Regions from separate parts of the Homo sapiens genome. Here region 1 is linked to region 2. A link is a loop called in an ENCODE intact Hi-C map of the cell type or tissue named here. Cell type or tissue: ascending aorta. All regions are shown on one strand. Links, peaks and the distances in the headings refer to the core of each region. The heading gives the core; the rest is flanking DNA. Region 1 has its middle 8.7 kb from the start of LINC02544. Region 2 has its middle 120 kb from the start of LINC01615.

What was found. Hi-C counts contacts between places; a loop is a spot of excess contacts. Peaks named below come from ENCODE experiments on the same cell type or tissue, not always from the same donor. Only the 100,000 strongest peaks of a DNase experiment are listed, where the experiment ranks them.
Region 1: a loop joins it to region 2, with 6 times the contacts of the local background. A loop is called at or near these places in 1 of 110 quality-filtered maps.

The regions. Positions count from the first base shown.
Region 1 is chr6:169,186,106-169,196,809 of GRCh38, reverse strand. No RefSeq gene overlaps it. Among named protein-coding and RNA genes, the nearest start is that of LINC02544, 8.7 kb to the right of the region's middle. RefSeq lists enhancers at 7,971-8,470, 8,471-8,972. In ascending aorta, for the core only: no CTCF peak of the experiment used is centred there; DNase peaks (open chromatin) are centred at 5,664, 6,429 and 6,929; H3K4me3 peaks cover 559 bases; H3K27ac peaks cover 2,500 bases.
Region 2 is chr6:169,040,439-169,051,142 of GRCh38, reverse strand. No RefSeq gene overlaps it. Among named protein-coding and RNA genes, the nearest start is that of LINC01615, 120 kb to the left of the region's middle. In ascending aorta, for the core only: no CTCF peak of the experiment used is centred there; a DNase peak (open chromatin) is centred at 4,402; H3K27ac peaks cover 2,422 bases.

The sequences.
Region 1 (10,704 bases), core at 5,272-7,771, 140 kb before region 2:
GCACATTTTCTTTAGCGTGGTATTCCATGGTGTGTGTGCACATTTTCTTTAGCGTTGTATTCCATGGTGTGTGTGCACCACATTTTCTTTATCCAGTCCACCGGTGATGGGCATTTAGGTTGACGCCGTGTTTGCTATTGTGAACAGTGCTGCAATGAACACATGGGTACATGTGTCTTTCTGGTAGAATAATTTATATTCCTTTGGGTATATACCCAGTAATGGGATTGCTGGGTTGAATGGTTAAGTTCTTTGAGAAACCACTAAATTGCTTTCCATAACATCTGAACTAAGTTACATTCCCACATGCGGTATGTACATGTCCTCTTCTCTCTGCAACTGTACCAGCACCTGTTATTTTTTGGCTTTTTAAAAATAGCCATCCTCAATCATTAAAAAGTCAGGAAACAACAGGTGCTGGAGAGGATGTGGAGAAATAGGAACACTTTTACACTGTTGGTGGGACTGTAAACTAGTTCAACCATTGTGGAAGTCAGTGTGGCGATTCCTCAGGGATCTAGAACTAGAAATACCATTTGACCCAGCCATCCCACTACTGGGTATATACCCAAAGGACTACAAATCATGCTGCTATAAAGACACATGCACACGTATGTTTATTGTGGCACTATTCACAATAGCAAAGACTTGGAACCAACCCAAATGTCCAACAGTGATAGACTGGATTAAGAAAATGTGGCACATATACACCATGGAATACTATGCAGCCATAAAAAATGATGAGTTCATGTCCTTTGTAGGGACATGGATGAAATTGGAAATCATCATTCTCAGTAAACTATCACAAGAACAAAAAGCCAAACACTGCATATTCTCACTCATAGGTGGGAATTGAACAATGAGAACACATGGACACAGGAAGGGGAACATCACACTCTGGGGACTGTTGTGGGGTGGGGGGAGGGGGGAGGGAGAGCACTGGGAGATATACCTAATGCTAGATGACGAGTTAGTGGGTGCAGCGCATCAGCATGTCACATGTATACATATGTAACTAACCTGCACATTGTGCACATGTACCCTAAAACTTAAAGTATAATAATAATAATAATAAAAATGAAAATAAAAATAGCCACCCTGCCTCATGTGAGTCAACTCAAGATAGATTAAAGGCTTAAATATAAAATCTATAGCTATAAAAACCCTGGAATATAACCTAGGAAATACCACTCTGCACAAAGTCCCTGGCAAAGATTTCATGACAAACATGCCAAAAGCAATTCCAACAAAAACAAAAATTGACAAATGGGACCTAGTTAAACTAAAGAGCTTCTGCATGACAAAACAAACTATCAACAAAGTAGACAGACAACCTACAGAATGGGAGAAAATTTTTGCAGACCACATCTGATAAAGGTCTAATATTCAGAATCTATAAAAAACTTATAAGCTAAAAGTAACCCCATTAAAAAGTGGGCAAAGGCCATGAACAGACACTTTTCAAAAGAAGACATACATATGGTCAACAAACATGAAAAAAAGTTCAACATCACTGATCATTAGAGAAATGCAAATCAAAACCACAGTGAGATACCATAACCTCTTTATAATAAAAACTTTCATTACACTTTCAGCAGGAATAAAGCTAGGCCACGGGTGTTTGGAAAGGATACATTCCAGGCCTCGGTAGCGTGCACGGCACTTTCCCCTTACCTTAGGCAGTCAGGCATCTTGAGGCCCCTGTCTCTTGCCAGACCCAGGGAGAGGTGGGAGGAGCACAGACAGGAGCCTCTAAGAAGGAATAAAATGTGGGACCCTTGGAGAATTTGCCTAGGATAAACCAGTGTAGGGTGGATGAGCTCAACCATCACAAAGGCAACTCCCATGCAATAACCTCTGAATGGGACACTAAAGAGTTTAAGAAACACCCAAATCTTAAAATGTCCTGGGTGTAACTTTCCAATGGAATGCACTTTCAAAACTTAAATATGCTCCATTGTAGCTGACTCGGGAAAAAACAAAACAAAACAAAACAAAACTGTGTTACTGGAAAAAGGATGGCCTGCCCTAGGGCTGAGGGCTAGGGGGAGGTGGAGAGTGAGGGTCCGAGCCCAGCTGCAGGGGAGAGGGCTTCCCATAAGGCCCATGAGCATCTGTGTGGGAGTGCTCTCTCGGGCCTGGATGATCATGGTTTCATGTTGATGAAAGTATGATAATTATAGCCTTGATAATAATACAATTAGTTTCCTTGTGTTTATTCTCTAACTATGAAGAAAACTTTCATTGGGCTTTGTCTTAAAGCAGAGCATTGGATCTGAGCTTGAGGTCAAGTCATTTTTTTTTTGGAGGTGACCCCAGGAAGCTGAACCCGGGAGCAGGGAACCTACAAGAGAGATTTAAAGTGTACATTATTGAGTTGGTTACTGCTGTGGGCAACTGAAGCTCAATTTTCCCAGGATCCTGTTGAGGAACCAGGAAGAAATGTTCAGCTGAAGGAGTCTGAGGCATTTATTCATCAGCTCACCTCCCACTCCCTCACTCTCCATGCCTTTAATTGCCCATAATTCTGGGCTGCCTCCACCTGTAGGTTTAGAAAATGTGAGAAACACAGTGTTTACTTGAGGTAGGATGCCGTCAAGAGTGATAGGAATGTCCATTGTCACTGTAGCTCACACCAGAGCTCGTCAAAAAAGACACAGTCCAGGGAACTAAGAGTGTCTGTGATAGGCAGACTCTCCTGGAAAGGGAGACAGCTCTGATGGGGGCTCCAAGCTGAGTCAGGGCAGAGCACATTTGTGCATCTACATCCTGGTTTCCAAGCAGTTCTCCTCCAAGAGTGGTTGGTGCTCAGCAAAGACCTCTGAGTGGACATCTAGGACTACAATGATGTGATCAGGTGCTGAGAATGTTCTCTGGTCTCTAAGCTGTGTTTCTCCCACTTTCATCCAAAAGAGCTAGAATCCAATGTACCTAAATTAGAAGAGTCTTCCGAGAGGTTCACCATTTTGAATTCAAGACGGCATCTCATATCACAGATTGAGATTCCCTGGAGAGCACAGAATCTGTTTTGCCAAAAAGATTACCCAGTTGTTGGAAGGGGCTCTGCGTGATTTGTTGAGGAACACTGACCACCAGAATAAGGGAACAGGAATTGATTACAGGCAGCAAGAATGACGCTGGAATGGGTGTCTGTGCAGCTCCTGCCACCTTTCCCGCTGTGCACAGCTCCTTTTGCATCTGTACTCCTCTCCTCTCCTTTGGAGCAGTGTCCTTCTTGCAATTCTTCAGCATTTCTTCATTGGCAGAGTCCGCAGGTTCCCCACTGGGATGAGCCAGGGAAGAGATCTCTTTACCTCCTGCTTCTCTTTGCATAGAAGCCAACAAAATTGGGATTTGAGGAGAGACTGTTCTGTCTGGAGATAAGAATGTTAATGGCACCTCAGGAGAGCGTGTTTCCCAGGGACTGCTGAGCACAGATGCTGAGAACTGGAGTTGTAGAAAAAGGGGTGGAGGAGAGGTTAGGGAGGTCCGTATGCACCACCTGCCCTGAAAAAGTTCATCATGAAAGACGGAGGAAATACAGAGTGGGCTTGGGGAAGCAAAGGCATAAAGCCCATTATACAGGAAGATGGGGAGATGAGAAGAGGAGTGGGCAGAGGAGAATTCAAAGGAGCGGAAGGTGGAAAGAGAGGGAGAGAAACAAGGAAAACTGGGAAGAGGAGTGGACAGAGGAGAATTCAAAGGAGCGGAAGGTGGAAAGAGAGGGAGAGAAACAAGGAAAACTGGGAAAAGGAGTGGACAGAGGAGAATTCAAAGAGCGGAAGGTGGAAAGAGAGGGAGAAAAACACTTCTCTGATTCTGAGGCCATGATCAAGGGTTTGGTCACCAGGGTTCGGTTTTAGGAAAAACAGATATGTCATCTTCTGAGCTGCTGCTGAGGAGAGAATTGGGTTCCAAGGGCAGAGGGAGCTCATTGAAAGGAAGAAGCAGGCACTGGAAGGACATTCCAGATGCACCAAGAGCAGTGACTTCAGTCCGCTCCGGGCACATCTTCCAGCCGAGAAAAGGAGGCGTCCCAATGCGCAGCCATGATTATCTCCTCCTAGGATGACACAGATCATGATTATCTCCTCCCAGGGTTAGGTGGAGCCATGATTATATACCCTAGGATTACGCAGGGCCATGATTATCTACCCCAACGATTACACAGGGTCATCATTATCTACCCCAAGGATCACACGGGGCCATGATTATCTCCCCCAGGATCACACGGGGCCATGATTGTCTCCCCCCAGGATCACACGGTGTCGTGATTATCTCCCCCCAGGATCACACGGTGTCGTGATTATCTCCCCCCAGGATCACACGGGGCCATGATTATCTCCCCCCAGGATCACACGGTGTCGTGATTATCTCCCCCCGGGATCACACGGGGCCATGATTATCTCCCCCAGGATCACACGGTGTCGTGATTATCTCCCCCAGGATCACACGGTGTCGTGATTATCTCCCCCAGGATCACACGGGGCCATGATTATCTCCCCCAGGATCACACGGGGCCATGATTATCTCCCACCAGGATCACACGGTGTCATGATTATCTCTTCCCGGGATCACACGGTGTCATGATTGCCTCCCCTAGGATCACACGGGGCCATGATTATCTCCCCCAGGATCACACGGGGCCATGATTATCTCCCCCCAGGATCACACGGTGTCATGATTATCTCCCCCCAGGATCACACGGTGTCACGATTGTCTCCCCCAGGATCACACGGGGCCATGATTATCTCCCCCGGGATCACACAGGGCCATGATTATCTCCCCCCAGGATCACACGGGGCCATGATTATCTCCCCCCCAGGATCACACGGGGTCACAATTGTCTCCCCCAGGATCACGCGGTGTCATGATTATCTCCCACCAGGATCACACGGGGCCATGATTATCTCCCCCGGGATCACACGGGGCCATGATTATCTCCCCCCAGGATCACACGGTGCCATGATTATCTCCCCCCCAGGATCACACGGTGTCACGATTGTCTCCCCCCGGGATCACACGGTGTCATGATTATCTCCCCCCAGGATCACACGGGGCCATGATTATCTCCTCCTAGGTTTATGCAGGGTTGGGGCAGGGTCAATGTCAGAAATAAAAATGGAGCAAAAGGGGGTTTCCAGCCAGGCCTTCAAAACTAATAGGAAATTTGATACCAGAGATCATCAGTCATTGGTTTAGAATCTTTGTAACTTTTCTGTCTCAATATCCTATTTGTTTATTGTGTTTAACAGTAAAATGATGTAAAGAAAAATTGCTATCAAAATATATTCCAGATGAAATGAAATTATATTTGAAGCATCAGTCAAATATAAAAAGAAAAACGACCTATCTCACTACTTTATGTTCTTACTTAACTCTAACAACAAGTGAGCTGGTGCAGGTCAGTGGAATTACCATCTTCTGCAAGCAAAGGCCCTAAGAGGAGGCGTAGAGGCCGAGTGAATGGTATAAGGTCTTAAAGCAAGTCGGTGAGGGGCCAGGATCCTTAACTTTGGTCCCTGACTCTTAGGCAGCTGTTACAACCTTTTCCTTAAAAAATCATTCATGCACGAATGAAAGTGAATGTTTGTACAAAGCAGGCACTATTATGTAATGAGAGGCACAGGGTTGGGACACGCGCTGTAGGTCTGTGTGACTCCAAATCATTCAGCTCTCTGGAAACTCAGTTTTCTCATCTGTGCGGCAGGTCTGCAGAGACAGGGTGAGAATTTCAGGAGGCCCACAGTGGGTGACCAGTGTGATGGCTTTTCTGTCCTCCCTTCGCTGAATTCCTCTTGGTATGCTAACAACTCCACACTGACTGTTATCAGGGCCACATTGGGGTTTCAGAGACCGTATCTACTGTTTTATGGCCAGAAGTAGAAATTTTTGAGTTATGTTAGGTCCATTTTAGTTGTAGCCACTTTTGTGTAGCTTTTTTTGAGTTTGGGTTTCTCTTATAGTTTAATATGCTGCAAGTTTTACACATTTTAATAACATTAAGTTATGCAGTATTAAACTTTTCATAGTGTTCTGCATATTTTCTTTTAGTTTTAAAATTGAAATAGTCTTCAACATTTTAAATCCAGAATTCTTATTCAGGGAAAGCTCCAAACCCAGAAATAACTATTACATTTTGTGCCAACATATGAAATAAAAATATTTCTTTGAAAAAAATTAGCAAATCATTTGTGGTTCTCTTAATGGCTAGTAAGAATATGTCTAGCTTTTACTTGATTATGAAATGGAAAATTGCAACACTTGCCTTAAATAAGTAATATAAATTTTGCCAGACACTAAGATCCCAAATTTCCCAGAAAAGCTCGATAACGATGACCCAAGGCAGGAAGAACTCAGATTCCTACGGTTGGGCTGCTTTTGGCTGCACACAGGGCTCCCACAGGCATGTCTGGCGCGGTGCTGAGGTCCACTGATGGGGGAGAGGGAACTGCCCGGGGGAAGGGCCGGGAGGTGCAGGGCTTTGTTTGGGACTGGTGCAAATCAGGGCCCGGGAGACACTGGGCAGGACCAGAGCATTCATGTCTGAGCTTCAGGGCTTGGGAAGCTGGAGATGGGGCAGCCCCAAGCTTGATGCTCAGCCTGTCCTAGGAAGCCTTGCTGTGTGTGTGGGAGGGTGGGGTTGAGTATTATGAAGGTGGATGAATCCCACAGTGAGGGAGTAACTGCATGTGGCCTTAGAAAATATTTTGAAGTCAAATAATCATGAAAATGTATTAATTCACTCACTCAACCCTTCTGCCATATTTTGTTCATGCCTGTGGCATCCCAGAGACTCTCTAGGTAGGGGGCTGTGGTGTTGACAATGCAGGCTAAGGCCCTGCCTGGTGGCTCTGAGGCTCACAGGTCCTGAGGAGTGAGGAGGATGTGAATAGAGTAGGGACGAATTCAGGGCTCAGGATTTGGTACTTTCCCAGAAACTCTTTTACAGAGAAGCATTCCAACATTTGGCAAACAACGACAACATTCGACAACCACAAGGGAAGGCCACACAGGAGCGTGGTGCTCCGGCTTGGGGACGTAACGGGTCCCACAGAGCTGCTTTTATTAACGATAAGGAATTTCACACCCCTGTGTTTGCCCATGAGAAGCAGAATATTGTCTGATGTGCTGAGTATCACACACATATTTTGATCCTCTTAACTAATTATTTGAATAATGAAGCCCAGAAAATGAAAGGAGTAAATAAATTCCACCTTGCAAAAAATACAATTTTGCAGTTTACAAAGTGTTCCAGTGAAGCTATGGGATCCCAAATCAACTCCTGCACCCCTGCGCTCCCTAGCCCAGGAGCTGATGCTCTGCCCAGCACACCCCACCCGCGGCTCAGCTGCCATTGTGAGTGTCTCTTTGCCCTCGGTGATGAGTGCAGCACCTGCCTTTCTGTGTAAGCTACGCTGAAGTGCCCAGTAGGATTTCTGTGAGAGGGAAATATGCAAAACCCCATTGATGTCTATTCCCAGTGATCGAGAAGGAAAAAGGCTCACTGTTCCAGGAGGCTGCACAAGTTTTTCTGTCACCTTAATTGATGTGTGTCTAGTGTAACATTTCCAACAGACAAAAAATATGGGAAACGTTGCACTTTCTTCGTTCTAGCCCCACAATGTATACCATGTGCTACTGTGAAACAGAACTTCTGTGAAAGGACTCCTGGCTGGGCGTGGTAGCTCATGTCTATAATCCCAGCACTTTGGGAGGCTGAGGCAGGTGGGTCACCTGAGGTTAGGAGTTCAAGACCAGCCTGACCAATATAGTGAAACCCGGTCTCTACTAAAAATACAAAAATCAGCCAGGTGTGGTGGTGCATGCCTGTTATCCCAGCTACTTAGGAGGCTGAGACAGGAGAATTATTTGAACCTGGGAGGTGGAGGTTGCAGTGAGCTGAGATGGCACCACTGCACTCCAGCCTGGGTGACACAATGAGACTCCATCTCCAAAAAAAAAAAAACCTCTGTGAAAGGACTCCTAAGCAGGTGCTCAAGGAAAACAAGCTCGCCCCTTACTTTGCAGCTGCCGAGTGAGTCAGCGACTCACACCATTGTCTGAGCCTCTGGTTTAAAAGCTGAGGTTTACCGTGAATTATGACGTCACCAGAGTCCATGTGGTTTTGATATTTATAAGTAAAATTCTCAAAATGTGAGCTTCCTTGGTGTCATGCTTTGCTGTCGCTGGGGACCCTTGTGGGTAGCACTGCAGGGAACAGCTGCAAACCCACTGCTCACCTGTCTCCAGACTGAGCTGTCAGTCTTCCTCTGGCATTCTCCCTCCCTCCCCTCCAATCCAGCCAGTCTCCAAGGCCTCCTGGGACACTGGGGCTCAGTTTCCTTCCCTCCAACCCCATGGCCACTCTGCAGCTTGGGGCAGAGGCAGTGGGCTTCCCGCTCCCAGGCCTACTTCCCTCCATTCTCTACCAGCAGCTGGAGGGATCTTCTGAAAACAAAGCTCTGAGTGTCTTCTCACCTCCTCAAAACCCTTCAAAACCTCATGTGACTCAGAGAGCACCTACAGCGGTCCCCAACACCCCGGCAGCACCTCCTCACTCACTGTTGCTGGAGGCAGCCTCACCAGCAGGCCTCGTTCATCTCCGTGAGTGTCCAGAGACGCCCCCTCGCCCCATGCTGTCTGCTCTGGATGGTGGAGGCTCTTCCCTCTCCAGAGCTCTCCTCTGTGTGGAGGTCGGGCAGCTGTGGGAGGCACCAGCCACGTGCTGTCCATGGCTGGTGGCCTTCTACTGGGGACAGGGATGGGGGACAGGGGGATGGGGGACAGTGACAGGGGGGACGGGGAGCGGGGGGACAGGGTGACAGCCTGCCCGCAGCTTTGCGGTCATTTGCAGGGTTTACATTTGCTCGACTCTTTTGACTTTTTAAATCTTTTTTAAGTGCATGGCTGTGTTGGGTTCACAATTATTTGAATAAACAATCGTTCAATTAGTTTAGTTTTATCCAGTTGTTGCCTATCAGTGGATGTGTGATCTAACACAAGCTTATACAAGGAGAATTTGCTCTTCGTTACTGTGTTAACAGTATTTCTTCTACTTATAAATAGATTAATCCAGTAAAATGTAGAGAGGCGAGAGAGAGCTGAAACTAAGGTCTGCTGAGTGTTTAACTTGAACACGCTCTTATTTGGTGGCTACTTTTAAACAACTCCAGAAATTTAATAAATTACTCTGGATAAAAGGTTGCTTCCTGTTTCTAAGGAGCTGTCCCTCTTTAGATCAACATTTAAACTTACATTAAGATGTATACTTCTTGGGGTAATTTAAAGTTGAGCTGAGATTCTCTTCTGGATAAGCAGGATCACCAGGTCGGGATGGCTTTTCTCTGCTCTTGGTTCTGCTCACGTTTTGCCACATTGGAGAGTTTGTTCTTGCAACCGTCCATAAGTAACTTGTCTGCTTTCAGAGGTTTTAGCTAAATTTCTCTTCATAAAATCATTCTAGCAAATTTATTATGCAAATGGTATAAGGGATTAGCTTTGCTTTTTTTTGTACTTTAAATTATTCTGTCATCTTTCTCTTACAGTACGTGTCCCGTAGCACCTAAATAAATTTCTATCTCTTATACCTTTTGTTGTGAATACATGTTTTGGTCTAAATACATATAATTGCTAAGTTTTGTTGATTTGGGACTAGTTTGTGTTCAGAGTGGTGGAGTCAATGTGAAGTCTCCCGGGTGTGAGCAGGTGCCGTGCAGAGGCTGCACGGGGCTTCCCCGGACCTGCTCTCCAGGATGCCCACCTCGTCAGGCTCACCCCCACCACACCTGAGCTTCTGTCCGTGGAGGTGGTTGAGGCGGCTGGTGGGTGGCGTGTGTGTGGTCATGGCCCTGTTCAGTTACGCTGTCTGTTCTTAACTTCTGCCACATCCTCCTTTGGCCTTTAATTTCGTAAAGGTTGTTGTGGGTGGAATGTTCTGTGGTCCATTTCTTTCCACCTCAGAGCTACCCCTGGACCTGATGTTTTTGTGTAAATGCTGGTGCTCACTCTGCGGCCATCGTAGGGTTTGCTGAAGATGGTGGCGTGTGGCCGGGTCAGCAGCAGCCGGTGGGGGCTTCAGGGTTTGTTGATGGCACAGTGGGCTCCTCCGAGGAAGCGAAGCGCTGCCCTCAGTCCCGGCTGCTGCTGGCGGCACTCGGGCCGGTGACTGCTCATTTTATTGAGCTCATGGCAAGGCGTAGGGGGTGGCTGACCGCAGCCTGGGTCTTAGCTGTCATGCTCAGAACACACTAAAGTCACTTTCACAGTTTGTTTTTATTTTAGCGGTAGCTTTTCATGGCTTAGTTGGGGTTTAACTTTATTTGTGTATAAACTTAAGCACGCTTTACACTGGGCTTTATTAATTTGGGTTAAGCCTATGGCCATGGTGGCCGGCACGAAATTTACCAACCCTAAGGAAAATGACTGTAGCTTCTCACACTTCTGCTTTACCACCACATCTCTACCTCCGCTGTTTCCCGCAGGGCCGTGGCGGAGTGGGGAGCTAGGAGCTGCTCCTGAGTGAGCCTACGGCCCGTTGCTTTGGGTCTCCTGCGAACCTAGAGGCCTCCGTGCAGGAACACAGGTACCTGGATGCGTGGCCTCGCAAAGAACTCATGAGGAGGCCAAGACCAGGCTGTGTGCTGATGGTGTTGCATGAACTCAGGCTTGGTCAGTGCCTGGCTTCAGTGATGTCAACGTGTA
Region 2 (10,704 bases), core at 2,850-5,349:
CAAATACATGCACATTTTTACGTGTCAGTGATATCTCACTAAAGATATTTAACAAAAAAGAAAAAAAGTTAAAAAAGGATGGAGAAAGACTGAATTATTCTTGAAAAACAATCAAATTCTGGGCAAAATTTAAAGTGACACTAAACATGACTGCATTTCAAATGATCTAAGAGCCTATTATAAAAATTAAATCATATAAAGCTACAAGAAGGAAAGATAAGTTGATATTTATATAATCATTTATTAAGGCAAGACATGGCATAAATAATAGTGGTTATGGTAAAATAGGTTTAATTGCATAAATATCCAAACCTTCTGAAAATAAAAAAATTAAAAAGTTGAATGTTAAATAAATTTGAGAACAATTCATCAAATATAAAATATAACTGTCCAAAAATTAATATAAATTTAAAATAAAAACACTCATTAAAATAGTGACCTACTATTACTCACAAATCAATACATCAACATAAAAACTAGAAACAATATTATTATATATTTAGAGAATAATGGAAAATTGATTCTTGGATACACAACTGCTGGAAGTATAACTTTTGAGATGGATACATAACAAAAGCTAATAACACAACAATTATAATTCAATGAAATTATCCTCTGAAATTGCATAATTATTAGAAAGAAGCTAGCATTTCTCCAGTAGGTTGTTGGTTACATAAGTTATGTTTGAATTATGAGGTCTTAGACTAATATTTTGTGACACAGAAAGTATTTCTAATATATTGATACCTAAAAAGTGTATATTAAAAAGAAGAAAAGTAATCTTGCTGACTATAAAGACAATTTTTAAAATTTATGTACTTTTTTGCCAGCTCTAAGAAGATAAAATTAATTAATTTGTTCTATTGATAACATTAAAGATATTTAAAAGCAGCAAATGTGTAAATTTTGACATATGTTAAAACTTTGTTTGTGTAGACTGCAAAAACAAAGCAAAACAAAAACTGAATCAGTGGTAAAAGACTCATATCCTTGGGGTAAAATTGCAGAGAAAGGCAAGAAACTTATTATTAACATTAAAATAAGGCTAGAAGTAACCTGATGTGGGGCCAGGCGTGGTGGCTCACGCCTGTAATCTCAGCACTTTGGGAGGCCGAGGCGGGCGGATCATGAGGTCAGGAGATCAAGACCATCCTGGCTAACACAGTGAAACCCCGTCTCTACCAAAAATACAAAAAAAAAAAAAAAAAAAAAAAAATTAGTCAGGCGTGGTGGCGGGTACCTGTAGTCCCAGCTACTCGGGAGGCTGAGGCAGGAGAATGGAGTGAACCCAGGAGGCGTAGTTTGCAGTGAGCCGAGATCGCGCCACTGCACTCCAGCCTGGGTGACAGAGCGAGACTCCATCTCAGAGAAAAAAAAAAAAAAAAAGAAGTAACCTGATGTGGGTAAGGGAACCACAAGAGGCTTCACGTGGGGTTTTGTTACATATAAAAATTGTAAGTTCTGCGATTATGTTTTAGGCTTTAGTAAGTATCTGTATTTTCAAAACAAATAAGTTAAAAATCCACCACATGATTCATTTAAACAATATTTGCAGGAATTGAGAAATCCATATACAAGTGCATGTATTAACATGCTAACACTGGTTATCACTGTGTGTTCTGATTATGGGGCATTGCAAAATGTATAAGTTATCAAATTTTTAAATAAATATATTTGTTGTATAATTAGATGAAAAAAATTTAAAGTTCTAGGTGTGTAAGCTTTATACAAAAAATGAAAAGTGGGAGTGGAGTGGTAAATAAATACCATTATCCTGTATATTCAGAGAGTGCACATGTGTTTCCCAAAGAATGGGGGAAAAAAAGCCCAAAATGACTTAAATAAAAGCTCGTGGAACACTTTAAATAGACTTTATAATTACTGAGATCCCATACTGAATATTTTGTTATGCCATCATTTATTTCTCTAATGGATTAAAATTGCCGTGTATACGAAACCTCCTGAAGAAAGTTTCAGAGAAATTAATGTGTCCAAAACGTTAGCTAATAATTCCTTGGAAAACTGCGATTATCAGCATTTGAGACTCTGAGTGATGGAAGACGCTGGTTGACAACGGGAGGTGTGGCTGCTGCTGTGTTGGGGTTGCACAAGGGAGGAGCTGTCCTGGGGTGGCGGGGCCGCTGCCACACCGTGATCTCAGGAACCCTAGGGCTGGGCGGGGATTAAGAGAGGAAGCAAGTTTCAAAACTGTAAATGGAAACCTTATGACATCCGTGTAAAATCACAAAATCATATGTAATGATAAGTAGCTTTCTTCTTAACATACTGAGTTTGAATTCAAAATTATGTGAATTTAGTTAAAAACGTGAAGGCAGCCTTGGTCTCTGCTCAGCAGAATGAGGGAGGAACTTCGCTTCGGGTCCCGGCGAATTCGCGCCGGGGTTCTTGCCTTTCCAGTTAGACTCAGCCCACTGTATGATCAAGTCGTGCAGTGAGATGGGAAGGCTTTGACTGTTCTTGTTGTTGCTGTTTTTAATATTTAAATTTCACAGCTTGGATTGGACAGGAAGACTGACCAAAATACACATTTAAAAAAATAGAATTCATGTTGTTCTGTTTAATCAAGAAAAATAACACACTTTTTTGCCCTCCAGCCACACCTGAGGAATAATTGTCCTGAGGCTCCTCCCTTGGAAGCGAGGCCTCTATGCTCACAGAAGAAAAGAGCGCACCTGTTCAGGTGCATAGGCGACTTGAGGTGAGGTGGCTCCCAACGCCCGCTGTGCCGGGCCCTACAGCCCTCGCAGTTTATCTGGGTGGCTCCGCGTGGGGAGGATAATCACCTCTCAGTGACCTCTGCCTCTGGGGGCTTCTGTGTCTTTGTGCTGTGTCCTTTGTTTGTTCTGTGTTTTCAGGCTTTTGTCTTTTCAAATGAATCCAATCATGAACCAATAGCACTACTTCCTCCATCCTTTCTGCCTACTTTACAGATTACATTTTTTAAAAGTCTCTCATATAAGATATATATATATATATATATCTAAAATATACTTCATGGGAAAGCAAGGGGCAGAAGAAGAGGCTGCCCATCACACAGTGAGAAAACACACATTCACTCATCAACATTTCTCTTCTCTGTCTCTGTGTGTGTGTGTGTGTGCATGTGTGTGTGTGTGTGATGGATTCTAGTTCTGTCACTAGGATGGAGTGCAGTGGCGTGATCTTGGCTCACAGCAACGTCTGCCTCTCGAGTAGCTGGGATTACAGGCACCCGCCACCATGCCTGGCTAATTTTTTGTACTTTTAGTAGAGGAGAGGTTTCACCATGTTGGACAGGCTGGTCTTGAACTCCTGACCTCAAGTGATCCTCCCCCCTCAGCCTCCCAGAGTGCTGAGATTACAGACGTGAGCCACTGCACCCAGCAACATTTCTCTTCTTTAAATAACAACCTTTTTTTCTGATCGGAGCACCTTGGAAACGACACATTTCTCCTCTACAACTCCTTTAGTGCCATTTATCTCGTCCCCCGCAACTGCTCCCTCCAAACTGCCTTGTCTTGGGGTCTGCAGGGCAGGGAGATAAGAACCTTCCTCTCCCCGTGGGATCTGCCCTTCCACAATGGCAAACAGCCCTGCCCAGGCCCATGCTCTGCAGGGTGCAGACGCATGGGACCTAACAGGAGGCACATCCCATGGTTGCCCAAATCAGTGCCCATCACACCCTGAGCCCCCAGAGAACACTGTCCTTGTCATCCCTCCTCCTATTTCACCTCCAACATTATTGAGTAATTGGTTGTTATTTTCTCATTCTGAAATTTTATTTTTATTCTGTTTAATTGCGGTGCACAACATGACACTTTGAGATACATGTTCACAGCCCAGCGATCACTACAGCCAGCCAAATAATGCAGCCATCCCCTCCCATGGCTAGTTTTTTGTGTGATAAGAGCACCTAAAATCTACTCTCTCAGCAAATATCCCATCTATGAGGCGGTATTATAAGCTACAGTTCCCACACTGCACACTGGTCCTCTAGACTAATTGATCCCACATAACTGCGATCCATGCCCTTAAACCTCGACCCCTCATTCCGCCACTCCCCTGCCCTGGCGCTCGCCATTTCACTCTTGTCTGCATGGCTCTAGCCTTTTCTTAGCTGCTGCATACACTAGAGATCTCAGTCAGTGGCAGGAATGCTGTTCCTGCCCTGCTTGCAACCCTTCCTTGCTTCTGTTCTGTGGGATGAGCACCCCATGTTCTTTGGTCCTTGTCCTCAGCAGGCCCTTGTGGCCCTCCCAAAAAAATCAGTGCCCCTGTACCCGTGAGTTGCTTCAGATGCTGCTCTCAGCACACTGTGCAGCCTCGTGTCTCATTTTGTCTCTCCTGCTGGTCCCTTGTGCATTGAGGGCAAAGACCATGACTCACTCGGCTCTCCAGCCTCAGTCTCTGGCACACAGTCAATGCTTCATGCATCTTTGTGGAACTGGATCAAAATGAATGGCATCTTGGTCACACTTCAGCCACAGAGGTACAGGCCAAGATTTATTATAAGAAATTGACTCACACAGTGCTGGGGCTGGTGAAGCAAGTTGGAATCATGTAGAACAAGATGGCAGGAGGGAAGAACCTGATCCACTGGGAATACCATGGGCATTAGCCAAAGGGTCGTCCTCCAGCAGCATTTCTTCTCCTCCTCTGGGAAGTCCCAGTCTGCTTCAAGACCTTCAAACTAACGAAGTCAGACCCACCAGGTGATCCCCTGTCCTTAAAGTCAACTGACTAGGAACTGTAATCACATCTGGAATGACAGTCTCAGGCTTGGTTATAACAAAAGGTATTCAGGTCTATGTTTTGGTTGCTAGATGTATTTCTGTGGATATTTCAAAATTATGTAGTTATAAAAATCAGCTGGGTAAACATATCCTAGTATTTAATATAAACCACAGACAGCAGTTGAGTTACAATGGATAATTCACTTACTTCAATGCAGGAAATAGTCACTTGGCATTCAACTTATATATTCCAAATACTCATTTCTTCACATGCAAAGAAATGCCAAGCCTAATAAAATACAGATTACAAAAATAAAGTTGTTTCTTCTGGTTTCATTATGAAATATTATTTCTAAGCATTTCTGTATCCTAGAAATAATACTTTTTCAATAAAAGGTAGTGTAAGATATATTATAATCTTGAAGAAAGTTATATTTAAGAAAATCAATTGACTCATAACTAACATAGAAATCTAATGTGTGTTTGTATCTCTGAACTGGTGTTCTCACTTTGGACATGGTCCTGTAACAATTTTAGAAGGTGATTGTTTGAACCCAAATTGTCTGCAAAGCAGAGCCTGTGGTGGAGGTTAAACTACTGAGCTTTATTTGGCAGGTGCACACTCAGGGCTGCATGGTGAGACCGGAAAGGCAAGAGAAACCCAACAACCTGAGCCAATGCTGTGCACAGCATGCTGTGAGCCAGTGCTGGCAACAAGACACCAACAAGAGGAAAGAGGCCAGGTGCTGTGAGCCAGTGCTGGCAACAAGACACCAAAAAAAGCAAGAGGCCGGGTACTATGAGCCAGTGCTGGCAACAAGACACCAAAAAAAGCAAGAGGCCGGGTGCTATGAGCCAGTGCTGGCAACAGGACACCAAAAAGAGCAAGAGGCCGGGTGAGGTGGCTAACGTCTGTAATCCCAGCACTTTGGGAGGCTGAGGTGGGTGGATCACCTGAGGTCAGGAGTTCGAGACCAGCCTGGCCAACATAGTGAAACCCCATCTCTACTAAAAATACAAAAATTAGCCAGGGGTGGTGGCACATGCCTATAATCCCAGCTACTCAGGAGGCTGAGGCAGGAGAATTGCTTGAACCTGGGAGGCTGAGGTTGCAGCAGTGAGCTGAGATCATGCCACTGCACTCCAGCCTGGGCAACAGAGCCAGACTCCATCTCAAAAACAAAAACAAAAAGAGCAAGGAAAGAAAAGTGCAGGCATGCAACTTGTGGCCGTCATTCCAAAAGGACACAAAAACAATGCCTTTTAACACTTTATAGGAGAAGCTTCACCCTTTCTGTGGTGCAGCTGGTGCTGGAAGTTTATTTAACAAACCTTTGGCTGCAAACGTGTTTGACGCAGGAGAAACGTAAAACCACCGTTGAGAGTTAGGTCTTGTGCTTGACCAAAGTCGACAAAGATCCTTTTAAGTTTAATTCAAACAGTTTCATGGGGCGCTCTCACAAGCAGTGTGGCTTTTTTCTACAGCCTAAATAGGAGGCTGACATTATGAGGACAAGAACGTCAACAGCTGTGCCCAGGTGCTGCACAGATGTGCTGACCACCTTTGCCAGCGCGGCTGGGTCCCTGGCCACGTGAAGCCCCTTCAGACTTAGCTGGATGTGGGCAGAAGCAGCGCAGCCTGTCTCCTACATGTCCCTCTCTCTTCTGCAGCTTCTGGGCTGTTTTTATTTTGTAGTCTTTTATTTTTCTCTTTGTGGAAAATTCCCTGAACCAGCGCTTCTGAAAAGAGCTCCAGAAATCCTGCTAGCATTCTTGAGTCAGAAAACCTTGGCATTTTCTATCTCACTCTGGAAAAAGTGTTTGCAGGCAGCTCTGGGACTCCACTTTGCTGACTGAGCAAGCCTCATTCTTCAGGCCCTTAGGAGACCACACCACTGCTTAGTGAGGAAACTCAGGCTGGAAGGTTGGTGGACAGGCAGACGGGTATGGAGGTTTGCAGTAGCTCAGCCTTGGAGGCCTGAAGATTTCAGAAACCTTTCTTTTTCTTCTAATACAGCATTTCTGTAACACAGTTTCCTCAGTTTTATTGTTCTTATGTACTTAACAATGGATCTCACTCGCTCTCAGAAACACGGATGGGCGTCCTCCCCATCACACGGCACAAGCCCATGGCCAGTGAGACTCAGAACCAGCCTGTAAGCTTTTGTGTCTACCTCTCCTGACTGGCGCGAAAATCCTTTGCTTATACTAGCTCAATAATCTGATTTCTCCAGAATACCTTTTCATTGCTTTGGGAAGAAGGCTACTCATACGAAATACAATTCAGAAGCGCATCTTCAGACAGCAGAGGTGCCCCCACGTGAGTATGAGCAATGGCGTGAATGACGCTGTAAAATGTAAATACTTCTCCAGAGGCTACTCCTTTCCATTCTACACACTGTTTCAAAAATTTTGCTGCATTAGCTAATTTATCTCTCACAGGAATGCTCTGAGGAATTATTTAGATTAGACCCATTTTACAAATAAGAAACGAGAAGCACAGTTTGAATGATGAATGCTGCATCCTTTGAGCACCTAAACGTGTTCTTTTGTTTTGTCCTGTGGGAACGAAAGCCCCGTGACAAGGGAAAGTTTAGCGCTCCTGGCATTGGGGTTCTGGAGGGTGCCTCACAAAACCCGGCCAAAGCCGAGACAGCTGCACAGTCATTGAAACCAAATTTCACTTGGCTGTTTATCATCAGTGTCACGACAGACATCCCATATCCATGACCTTCAAGGTATCACTCCAAATCCATGGCTTCCTTATAAAGTATGCACCAAGTGAAACTTGGAAGAAGCGCTGTTTTGAGAATCATCCACTAGAAAGAGGAGCCTCTGGAGAGGGTTGTGCTTGGGGAGCTTCCCCAGGGCCTCCACGTGCAGCAAGTCCAAGTTCTGTTCTGTCTTCAGGGCTTGGTCTTTCCAAGATGAACCCTACTCTCCTCATCAACTGGCCCTGGGTGGTTGGGGGGCAGCGCTGAGTCACAACACGGACGTGGACGGGTACCCAGAGCCCAGCACTGAGCCTGGCACAGAGGCGCTGGGGAAGAGGCAGCACTGAGGGCTTCCTCTATTTCAGAGCTTGGAGTAACCAGGGATGTGGCAGTAAAAACACCTCAATATATGCATGGGAAGGCCCGCAGCTACTTAGGCAAAGCCAGTGTGAAACTGGCTCCCCTGGCTCTCAGCAGGAGCCCCTGCCTACGTGGTGGACACAGAAGGCACGGGCGCTGAAACCTGTCCTGACCAGCATGGGTCACGTCTTCCATAGACTGAAGAACCATTAGAGAAATCAATAGGCTTTCAAAGGGGGTATTGTTTCATCACAGAACAAAGCAGAGCTGCAGCTGGGCAGGTTCCACTCCTTCTCCTTCCAGGGACACCCGTGGCACAGGAAGGAACAGCCAGGGCTGCTACCCTAAGGCATGAGGGTGCTGGGTTCCCGGGACAAGGCTTCTGCCCCAGGCTCTTCTCCCTTTATCCGCTGCCCAAACAATGCTCTTCTTCAGCATCCAGGAGTGGCCACTCTTTGGTAGAGTTTGGTACTTCTTTGGAGTTGGCATAGCTGTATTATGATTATGATGTTCAAGCTTCCGTTTTACACCAGTTTGAGCTTTCTGGTAGAATTCTAGTTATTTCTCTGCCTGTCCACCACATCCTCCCCCTGTGCCCCCTAAAGTAATCAGCACTTTAATTAATTCTGAGTTAAAGAAAGCCGAACAAAGATTTGGTTAAAATTCCTATTTTGGAGGCATGTTGTTTAACACGTTGGGTCTCACGTGTGGAATACAGCAAGTTGAATTCCATTCTGTGTATAGGAGGAAATCGACTTCATAAATACTCATTCTAATGAGCTAGTTAAATGCTGGGAGTGCCCTCAGTTTAAGCCCAAGTGGATCCTTCTCCCTTCACTGCCAGCAGCTGAGAGGATCTCTTCCTGTGTGTAGCACTGGACACGGTGTTGTGCGTGCTGAAAGTTCAGGAGTTCGAAGTGAAATATTGAGTCCAGGGGTCCTTAAATATGAGCGGGTTATGTATGTAAGAAAAGCAAATCAGTGTCATAGATTCAGCAAGCCCATCTCCACCACCTGCCTGCAACATCCTCTTTCTTCCTAAGTGGGGGCATTTTTATTACAATCTGTTGATTTCAAGTTCTGAAACACCATGAATCACTCTGTTTGCACAACATTGCATACTTAGCAAGGTATAGCAAATACTTTATAACCATAATTTTTTGTAAAAAGAAATTCATATTAAACTATTCAAGTCCTACCAAGGACAGCCTGCTGTTAGCTTTTCTGACAGCAGAGTTTCAGAAACGCTTCCCCAGGAAGCCCCTCAACCAGCCATGGTGGGGAGAATTCTGAGCTTCCCTCGGGGCCATTTTCACAAAACAGCAGTTAACTCTAAACTTAGAAGAAGCCACAGAAAATTCTCCAATTGATCCTGGGGAAAAAGGAAACACAGGAGAGGGGGTGACCACATGCCCCATGTCCTCTGCAGGGCCAAGCCCTGCAAATGGCAGGTCAGCCTTTGCTGGTGGCTGTCAGCGTCTCCTGGATCCTCGTTCTCCCTCGTGAGATCATCTCTGCTCATCATCGTCCCTCATGCGGAATCCGTGTCCAGGCGACCATCCCTGCTCTCCAGGGTCGGTCTCTTCCCTGCACGGTGCTGTCCTCTCAGCAGCCAGGCCTGTGCTCACATCACTGTGATTTGATAAAATGTTCCCCCTCCCCTCCCACTGTGGTTTGCACTATTTCCCAAAAATGGAATGGTGAAGTCTTCAGTCCTGATGCCTGTAAATGGGACCCTATTTGGAAACAGGGTCTTTGCCATTAATTTCAGAGGAGCTCACTAGGGTGGGCCTGATCCCGTGTTGCAAGCGCCCTTGTAGGAAGGGTTTAGGACTGAGCCCACGACGAGGCCTTGTGAAGGGCAGAGCCAGGGGATGGCCCTGTGATGATGGAGGCTGAGCTGGGAGGGTGCGTCTGAGCCAGGGAATGTCGGGGACGGCTGGTGTCCCCAGAAGCTGAGAGGGAGCCCGGCCCTGCAGACATCCAGTGTCAGGCTTCAGCCCCAGAGCTGTGAGAGGGTGAGAGGGTCCATCTCTGCCACTCCCAGCAGCCCGGGGAAACACACACACCACTAGCCCCGAGCCCCAGGCCTGCTTTCCTGCCCCTTCTTCACCTCCTCCACATTCTCTCCACATTTGCCTCTCAGCGTCTTTGCTCCCTGTTCCATTTGCTGGTTGATCTGGGAGCTCGTTTCTTCCTTAATCCCTTATAATCTCATGGAATGATGTTTGGGAGCCCCCCAGATAACTCCGGAGAACAGAGGCTGGGCCAGGTCTTTCAACTGGGATTTATTGCACAGGTTCCTTCTGAGATTCGGCCGCCTAGGCCCCTGAAATCAGAGGCAGTGCCTACCAACAGCTACCAGGGGTGTGGCTGAAGTTAAAGTTTAAGGAATTGGCGGACAGTTCCCTCGCCCATCACTCGTCTAACTCAGAAAACACATCCTGTCTCCATCGCAGGGTGGGCAGGGTGCATCCGTCTAAATTGGCTGTAATCCTCTTTCTTTCCAATCCAGTTATTAACACAGGGTGTGGCAACGCAGTCCAAGCCCACAGGTGGGTCTCCCAACGCCACACATCTGCCGATTGTTACTAAGAGTTTTCATTTTCACCTTTTTCCCTTTGCTTCAGTTCATTTACCATCTTTGGTCCTCATGAGCGCCCCAGGAGCTTGAAAATCCAGATTAGGGTTGAATGAGGGTCCTCACTGGCATCCACTTTTCCCTCTCTCTTCTCCCCTCTCTGTCTCTTCCACTTTCTCTCCCTCTCTCTCATAATTTGTAGTTTCTTCTACAAAGTTGAGAAATATATGAGAAGAACATAAATAAATGAGAAAGGTAGAAAACATACGGTTTCTCAGAACGGTTCTCTCTGAGTCTATGAAGATTTTCTAACAAT